Linked DNA regions of Homo sapiens: region 2 is linked to region 1. Evidence: chromatin contacts called from ENCODE Hi-C or POLR2A ChIA-PET data. All regions are on one chromosome and are shown on one strand. The core of a region is the stretch at or near the end of the contact, and the rest is flanking DNA. Distances in the headings are between cores, read along the strand shown. Region 1 holds the start of CEP128 (centrosomal protein 128). Region 2 overlaps CEP128 (centrosomal protein 128).

Region 1 (4,712 bases), core at 1,304-3,803:
TAAAGGATATCTCAACTTATCTACTTTGTTCATCTGAATTTTTGCAACACTGCATACACAATCATTCGATATTTTATTTTTAAACCATATATTAGAAGGGGCTTCTTGCTCCCAAAACTCTATTTCTTGGCATAGTCTTTTCTACCATAAATATGCAAAAAATGTGTTATCTCAGAAACTCAGGGAGAAAGCATACTTACAAAGCACACCCCCAAAACTCCGAGTTGCTCTTCTCTGAGCTCAACGCTCTTTTTAGGCACATATGTCTGCCTCCTATCATTTCTTCATGAGGTTCAGGGCAAAGGGCCTAGTCAAGCCGATGATCTTTGGTTGCCCCTACACTTTCCCCAAACCACCTACAAATAAACAAAACAAGGGGGTAAGACATACCTACAACTTTAAACATTTTTAAATAATGAAATATGAAAATTAAGTCCCTATGTACAGACTATGGCATAACACAGAATAGAGAAAATGCTCCTAGAATGATTCAAAAGCCCAAGAGACCTCACTACAATTCTTCACATCCAAGTGCCCAGCCCACATATTGTCACTGGTGACTTCCATCCATGCCTGGGCATCCCTGGGGCTTGCCAGAGAGTTCATGCTCCAGTGTGAACCGCAGCCCAAGTCTAGCCAAAAAGTACTATGTATGAGCATGTCTAAAAGTTGGTAACTAAGTCAGGTAATACAGTTAACATGTTACTGCTGAATGTGGTGACCCAATTATACTTCCAAGCCAGTCTAACACTCCTAAAGGAAATATTTTATAAGATGCCCAGTTCTTCCCATACTCAGTGCTACAATTAAATAAATAAGAATAAAATGCCTTTGGTTGTAGAAAAGAGCTGTGGACAGAAATATTTTCAATTAATTGTGACTGCTTTCAAAGCAATCTGTAAGAATCCACAGGAAGTGATCCAGAGAACTGGGAGTTGTCTACATAAAAGGTAGATCTGGGAATACATCTATAAACCATTTCAAGAAAAAAAAAAGGTATTCTGAAAAAGTTAATCAAAATAAACTGTCAAGAAACAGTTCAAAGAGACCCAGGTTATGCAATGGCAGACAAGATACGCTGAGAGAACATAGGCACAGTGCACACTTCACTCTTCTAACAAAACAGCCACCATCACCCATGAAATGAGTCATAGGCACAACCAAATTTATGTGTGCCAATGTGAAACTGCCAAAGTTTTAACCTTATCTCTAGTGCTGTCCAGTACAGCAGTCACTAGACACATGGCTACTGAGCTCTAGCTCTTGCCAGGTCAAACTGACATGTGCTATACATGTAAAATACACAAGAGATTTTGATGACTTAAAATATTTTTTTTTTTAATGTACAGCCAGGCATGGTGGCGAGTGCCTGTAATCCCAGCTACTCCGGAGGCTGAGACAGGAGAATCGCTTGAACCCAAGAGGTGGAGGTTGCAGTGAGCCCAGACCGCGCCACTGCAGTCCAGCCTGGGCGACAGAGCCAGACTCCTCAAAAAAAAAAAAGTAAAAATCTCAATAAGTTTTATATTTACTCCATTGAAAACATTTTTCTATATTGCGCTAAATAAACTATTATTTAATTTCACCAGTTTCTTTTTACTTTTTTAATGTGGGTACTACAAAATTTAAATTCACCTGAGTGGCTCACACTGTATTTGTATTAGACAACACTAATCTGCATAATTAATAAAAAATAAACAACAAATGCTGAGCACTTGCAGGGTGCCAGGCACTGTGCTAGATACTTTACATAATACTCAAATCAATGCTGCAATTAATGGTAAAGTTTTACCAGACGCCTACATAACAGATTGGCTCCATCAAACCAATAAAAGATGCAGCTGGGATTCAATGTCAGGTATTTTTACGAAATAATTCAATTAAGGGACTGCTAACAGCTAAGGCTGGAGCAAATCCTATGATGGCACGGGAAAGAGAGGTCACTAATAAAGCGTTCCCGAGAGTAGCACGCTTTCTGTGACTACAAAACAGGTATTAAAAAAAAAATCAAATTTGCTTGCAGGACAGGCAAGCAAATGTCAGACGGTCCTCTGGAGGACCTACCGAATGAGTCCAATCTCCTGTCCCTTAAAGCTTCACAGATGCTAGCGGTAGAGCAAGCTGCTCCCAAAGGAAGGACAATGTAGTCCAGATTCGCTGGGTAACCTGGCCAGGACCTGACCGCGGACACCCCTGCCGAGGGAGGGAGGCCTCGGGATGACAGGCGCGCCGTCTCCCCTCACCTCTGCACACACTCCACCCATCCACGGCCCCACCCCAGATCCCGCGCCGCTCTGAGGTCCCCACCCCTGGGACGAGGGGAAGTGGGACTAAAACGTCTACAGTAAGACGGGGAAGTGGTCGAAAAAGGGCAAGGGGGAGGTGGGGGCAGGTACCTGAGACGGAGGATGATCCCAGCTCCTTAATGCCGGATCATCGCCTAGGCCCCACCCGGCTCCCGCGGCTACCAGTGACCCAGAAGGTGCAACTGACCAAACGCAGCGACTCAACCGACTGTGCTCTCCCCAGACTCGCAGCTATGGCAACTTGAACTAGCCGCCCAGCCACAGCAAGAGTACAGGACCCCGCTGCCGCCGCTTGGCCCTCTGGGAGTTGTAGTCCATCTCGGCCTCATGATCAAGGAATTACCAAGGGAGAGAGTCCCGAAAAGGAACTGCAAATCCCAGGATGCCATATAGCTGGCCTTCGGGTAACTTTCCCGGATAAAAGCCTGATCCCTTGGCCGCGCCCTCTTGCCCTGCTCTATTTTTTTTTTTTGTTAAAGGACCAGCCTCCTTTGTAGGAGGCAAACTCCAGTTAGAAAGTGAATAAAAATGCTTCCTTGGCCTTGACTGTAATTTTACTCCTTGGGGGACAAAAGGAGTCCCCCAGGACTACGGTAAGATGGGGAAGTAGAAAAAGGGCAAGGGAGCGGTGGGAGGACAGGGAAAGACAATTTCTAGCACTGAAATGTAAAAATCCCCTTAATACCAGGGTCCAGTATATTGTTCCAAAGACTCACAAATTCTTAGAAGCGGACGGGAACAGAGAAGATTATGTAGGCCAACCTGTTTGGCCTGGAAAGAGTAAGGGACTTGCCTAAGATCATATGGCTTATTCACGGCACACCAAAAGTAGATGTGAGGCTGTCAGCTCATTACTGCTGCTACTTCAGTCTAGGTGTCATCTCCTCACTCTAGAACATAAAAGAAATGTTTTCCACTCAGGGGAGTTGGTTTCAGTCACGAAGAGAATGAAAACCTCAATAAAAAACTGAACTTTGGAAAGCTAAAAAGTAACAATTAAATTAGTCATATGAATTGCCCTTCTTCTCTGCCAAAAAGACCACTTCCCCTTCCTTCTTTGAGGCTAAACTCAAATATTACCTGATCTGTGAAAGCTTTCCTGGCTACGTGAAGAAGAGCTAGATCATGTTTAATAACAAGGGTTCCTTAATCTAATAATTCTGTGCTCTATAATCCATTTCCCAGTTGGTCCCCTCTATTAGCCCTTCAAAGGGACCTAACCTTTTTTGTACATTTTTATCTTTCTTCTCACCCTTTCCTCACTTGCCCTTCTCCGTTCATATCCCTCTCTCTCTTTCTTTCTCTCTCTCCCCCTTTCTCTCCTTCCATCCCTCCTTACCCCTCCTCCCTCCCAACAGGCAGAGTCATAAATAATTAGCACATAAATTTGATATAGTCGTATTATTCAAATTTTTTTTCTGGCCAACACTGAGACATAAAACTATCTCATATTGGTTTGAACATAAAATAATTCTTCCAAAGACCTCCTATGCATTTGCAACTATCTTCAAGCTGCTTACTTGAAATTGTTCCTCAAGAATACACTCCACCAGACAGAGTTTAAGATAATTCAGAACAGCCATAAAATTGCCCCATATACATGCAGAAGCATAATAATAACTGTTTATTTGTAAACATTTTAACTTTCAAAACAATTCTATTCATTTATGTAATTCAGCAAATGTATGCTGTATATTTCTAGTATCCAGACATTGTTTTAGACACTGAAGTTGCAGTGAAAATAAACAACATAGACTTTGCTTTCAAATTGCTCAGAGCCATGTGAGAGAAAAAGACAATAAATGATTACAAATCTCTGTGTAATAGAATACTGCATAGGTTTGTATGGAAAGACATAAAAGAGAAACTTTCTGAAGAAGTGATAATCAGATCAACTGCAGGAGAAATGTCTACCAAAAGAGCTAATGTAATCACGAGCTACATTAATAAAAACTGATTGTCCACAGCTTTTCCTCCCTGGTTCAACCATATTTAGAGAATTGGATTCTATTCTATAGGCCTTATTTTTCAAAGTGATATTAACCAAATAAATCAAACATTACAGGACACAACTGGGACCAAAGGGTTAAAAATCAGATATTTTCGTTCATTTTGATCAAGAAATGCTTAAATATGTTACTAAATTCATAGCAGCTGTTTGTCAGCTTTGGTGTGCTCTCAGTCAACAGACGTGGCATCCCAAAAAAATGTAGTGAAGTCAGGCCAGGGGTGCTGACTCAAGCCTGTAATCCCAGCACTTTGGGAGGCTGAGGTGGGTGGATCACGTGAGGTCAGGAGTTCGAGACCAGCCTGGCCAACATGGCGAAACTCCATCTCTACTAAAAATACAAAAATTAACCAGGTGTGGTGGTGGGCACCTGTAATCCCAGCTATTCGGCAGGCTGA
Region 2 (4,712 bases), core at 1,199-3,698, 300 kb before region 1:
TAATGACTTAGTAAAACTTATAAATAAGTGAGACTACTGCCCCCTAGCCTAAAATTCATTCCCTGCGCTCACTCAACATCATAGTTCTTTAGGAAGACAAGTTGTTCTATAGCATAAAGATACAACCTATTTAGATAGTCTAAAGATTCTCCTCTGTTTCTCAAATACAGTCAGTTATGCAGCTCAAAATGCCTCTCATTTTCCTGCTTTTTTTTCTTCTACTATTGTTGCCTCCAGGCTTTGCAGAAACACATGTTATTCTCCCCCTAAAATCTGTTCCTCTTCTAGTTTTCTCTCTGCCAGCAATGGCACCACACAGTCTTTTGGTTTTGCACCAGAGAATTAGAGATGAACCCCTCATCTCTAATCTATCACAAGTTTCCTCAGATTTAAACTCTCAAATCAAGATGTTTCTCACCATTTCCATTACTATTGTCCCCAGCTAATATTATATTCTTCCTGGGACTGGAATTAGTCTCCTAAATGGCCTCCCCATTTCCATTTTTCCCCCCAACTCTTCTCCACATTACTGAATTTTCCATTGAAAATACAAATTTGGCCAGGCACGGTGGCTCACACCTGTAATCCCAGCACTTTGGGAGGCCAACACGGGCAGATCACCTGAGGTCGGGAGTTCGAGACCAGCCTGACCAACGTGGAGAAACCCTGTCTCTACTAAAAATACAAAATTAGCCAGGCGTGGTGGCACATGCCTGTAATCCCAGCTACTAGGAAGGCTAAGGCAGGAGAATCGCTTGAACCCAGGAGGCGGAGGTTGTGGTGAGCCAAGATCGGGCCATTGTACTCCAGCCTGGACATCAAGAGCGAAACTCCGTCTTTAAAAAAAAAAAAAAGAAAAGAAAATACAAATCTGTCCATGTATTCCCAGCCTGCTTAAAACCCTGCAATCAGAGCTCTTAGAATAAAACTAAAATTTTTAACATGGTCCATTCTACCCATGGTAAGCAGAATTTTGGCCCCCAAAGATACCCATATCCCTGGAGCCATGTTATGCAAGGGGATATTAAGGTTGTGAATCAGTTGACCTCCAGATATGGCAATTTGTCCTGGATTACCGAGGATGACCTAATGTAATCAGGAAAATCCTTAAAAGTAGAAAAGAGAAGCAGAAGAGCCAGAGAAGGAGATGCAAGGACAGAAAAAAGATGAGACCTTGAAAGGAGAATTCAATCCATCTCATTTTCTCAATTTTCATCTCATTTATAAATTCTATAAAGTTAAGGGCTGCGTTTGCTTTTTTGCCTACCAATGTATCCATTGCAGACACTCAGTAAATAGTTTCTAAATGCATAAAGAAACTACTCCGGATAAGAACTCTTACATTTTTATCAGATAAATCACTGTATTACTTAAATATGCTTATCTTCTTTATAAAAACTGAATGGTGCCCCTAAAAAGAGACCAGGTCTTAAACCGTGAAACCTGTGAATGTTATCCTATCAGTAACATCTTTGCAGATGTGATTAAATTAAGGTCCTTGAAATGAGGTTATCCTGGATTATCCAGTTGGGCACCATATGTCATCCCAAGTGTCCTTATAAAAGAAAAAGAGAGAGAGATGAGACACAGAAAAGAACACAGTGTAACAAGAGAGGGGCGTATGTAGACGTGGCCACAAGTCAAGAAATGCCAGCAGTCACCAGATGCTGGAAGAGGCAAGAAAAGGGTTCTCCCTTAGGGTTTTCAGAGGGAGTCAGGTCCTGCTGACACTTTGATTTTGGCTCAGCAAAACTGACTTCAGACTTCTGGCCTCCAAAACCTACGACAGGATACATTTCTGTTCTTTTAAGCCAATATGTTTTTGATAATTTGTTACCACAGCCACAGGAACTAAACGAATACACTCTCCTTTGGATTTCTAATCATCTCTTTCCTTTCTGGAATGCCCTTCTTCCTTCTCTTCATATTTCAATAAATGTTTACTAAATAAAGAACAATGAATGGCCAAATCGTATAGTTCCTCCAAGTGTCATTTCTTTCATAAAGCATTCTCTGAATACTTTAGGCCACGTAAAACTCTCCCATCTGTGTGCAAAGATAATACATGTTATATAATTTTGCAATCTGGGACTTGTAAACCCACTGGTATATTTTTCTTATTATCCCAAAGAAGCAATGCTGTGTTTAATTTTTCCTGGTGTCCCTCAAACTGTGCACGAAGCCCAATCTATGGGCACAGAGGACCTGGAATGCTCTTCCCCCGATGTGCGTAGGGCTCTGTAGTTCACTTCCTTCAGATGCTTGCTCCATTGTCAACTTATCAGAGAGGACTTTGCTGACCCCTCATCCCTCTACTTTCTTACCGTACTGTATTCTACTCTAGAACACTTTTCATACCACCTGATTTATTTTTTATATACGATGTCTTTTACCCTTCTACAATGAGACAGCGAATTCCAACACGGTAGGGGCAGTGACTAGCATATAGTAGGAATTCAGTAAATGTTTATTGGGTGAATCACTGAATATAAGGAAATGCCTAAATCTTTCTATTGCCATCAGTTGACTAAGTAGTCTGAACACAGGTCATTAAAATGGTAGCTCCTAACATTTCAAATACTATCTCTGAATTTGATCAAGACTCAGAATTTCAACTCCAGTAGCCCCTTTATTAGGTTTTAGAAGTCAATGACTCATTACGAAACCACTTAGGTTAAAAAAAGAAGTCTTTTTCTTTCATTTGGTTACAAGGAAGTATTGAAAGTTGAGATGAGAAGAATAAATTATGGAATGCAGCTCCCTGTCTAATATTTGCATTATTATGTTTCAGACATACATTGCTTAATACAATGTTAAGCAATAACAAATCAACGGTGGAGTGAACTAACTTAAAAAATGGTATTTAACCAAAAAAAATCTGTATTAATATTATATTCTTTATTCTATTTCCACAAATGAGATTCAAATTCATTTTACTTTCAAATAACTAAAATGTTTGATTGTGAAGCTATTATACAAAAATAATTCAGATAATCCTCATTCTAGCAGATACATACAAGATGTAGCTCAGAAGCTGAGTTCAGACAAAACAATTTTATGCAAAGGCTAACAAACATATGGGATAAGTTACCAAAAGAGAATTGCTGAAACAAGAAACACCAATATGTTCTACTGAGAACAAGGCGGGTATTTACATATGATCCAAATGAGGGGTGTGGAAGAAGAGTAAAATAAAAATTTAAGACCACTGGAATTCTCCCCAGCAATGTGTGCCTGAAGTAAACTCATTGTCTTTACTATAATTAAAAGACAATAAAGTATTCTATGACCTTCTTAAATATGTTTATTGTTGACATTTGTTAGATCCCTTATAATGAAATCTGTGGACCACCCAAATCCTGTTATTCTAATATAATTTGTCTAAAATTAACACATTATTGAAAATCATATTCTTAGTTTGTACATCTTAGAAACAGCTGATTACCCTCTTTCTGTGATGACTAGTCTTTACCTTGTGGGGTAAAAAAGAGAAATTGAGGAGATAATTCAAACTTCCCCACTCCTTTGAGCAGAACTATAATCTTAAATGGAGCAACAGTTTGTTTTGATGAAGGAGTAAGAAGGTTGACTAGCAATTATTTCATGCTGTCAAATTTGAAGAACAAACAACCAAGTTAAACGCAGTCTCTCCAAAAACAAAGGCAAATAACACATAATCAAATTCTTTCTTATAGAAAGTGACTTTTCCATGAACTGAGACCAAAGAAAGCACTCACTGAATGAAATTTATAGTAACCAGAATAACAAAGCATTGTCTCAAACTTTCATCCTCTGGAATATGGAAAAATTCTTATTATTTTACTTTGAAAGAATATTCAGTAATGGAACTTATTGTAAATGTGAAAGATCTCTCTGTGATTAGTTAGTTCAGCTAGCTAGATCAAAACACAAATAAGTCTGAATCAGGTATATAGGACACACTCTCATCTTTCTTTTCTAGCACATAAAATATGTCATTAGTGATAGGTAGGACCAAACCAGAGATAAAGGGAAAACTATTTTTTAATCCATCATCATTATTGCTAAAACAAACAAACAAAATAAAAAGTTCATGATCTATTAATAATGGGTGAATACTACTTCATTCAAATATTATTTTGACTGTCTCATTTTCTATTAATTCTTCAAGCTACTATAAAAGGGCTCTCATTTATTCTTAAAAGCACCATTTCCCTGCCAACTTCTGAGTCCAATGGACATTTTAAATTGCTTCCTAACTTGACCTGTCTGCTACACAGAATACTATGAACCATATCCTCAATTTTTCTATTTTTTCCACAGCAACATCCTCTCCTTTTACCTCTCCAATACCTCATTTCTCTATATGCTTTTCTGGTTCTACTTCTTTTACCATCCCCTTCAATGTGAATCCTCTCCAGGGTTCTATCTAAAACTCTCTTCTTATTCTAGACTTAACCTCTAAACAACAACAAATATGAAAACGGCTCTGACAAGTACCCATATAAAAAGAACTCCCAAATTGGCCCTCCCAAAAGAAACCACCCTTTTGCTGATTTTACGATCAAAATTCCAATAGTTTATTAGAAAACTTGGCCCACATATCTTAAGGGTACTTCAAAAACAGCATCTAAATCTAAACTTGTTATTGTCTTCTATTTTCCCAGAGATTGAAGAGCATGAGTTTTGAAGCCAGATAAATATCCAGCTCTGTCACCACCTAGTTACACAGC

The links. A loop is a pair of places that touch in the nucleus more often than their neighbours do. ChIA-PET counts read pairs that join two places held with the same protein, here RNA polymerase II (POLR2A). Pooled maps may share reads with other maps.
Region 2: a pooled map shows a loop between it and region 1 (2.0-fold over the local background). The contact joins the enhancer-like site here to the promoter of CEP128 in region 1. A Hi-C loop is called at or near these places in 2 of 37 single-sample maps with no recorded cell type and 4 of 50 pooled maps. POLR2A ChIA-PET finds 5 or more read pairs at or near these places in 1 of 52 experiments (BJ).

Annotation. Positions count from the first base shown.
Region 1 is chr14:80,939,185-80,943,896 of GRCh38, forward strand. It overlaps CEP128 (centrosomal protein 128), which reads right to left and starts at 2,554. Exons shown (of 25, transcript NM_152446.5): 1 at 2,397-2,554; 2 at 201-356. RefSeq lists enhancers at 2,389-2,468, 2,769-2,848.
Region 2 is chr14:80,636,248-80,640,959 of GRCh38, forward strand. The region is part of intron 19 of CEP128 (centrosomal protein 128); the gene reads right to left. Among named protein-coding and RNA genes, the nearest start is that of CEP128, 300 kb to the right of the region's middle. RefSeq lists an enhancer at 2,270-2,439. Within about 2 kb of position 2,449, at least 5 of the 41 ENCODE cell types and tissues checked have a DNase peak (open chromatin) inside an H3K27ac peak, as active enhancers do.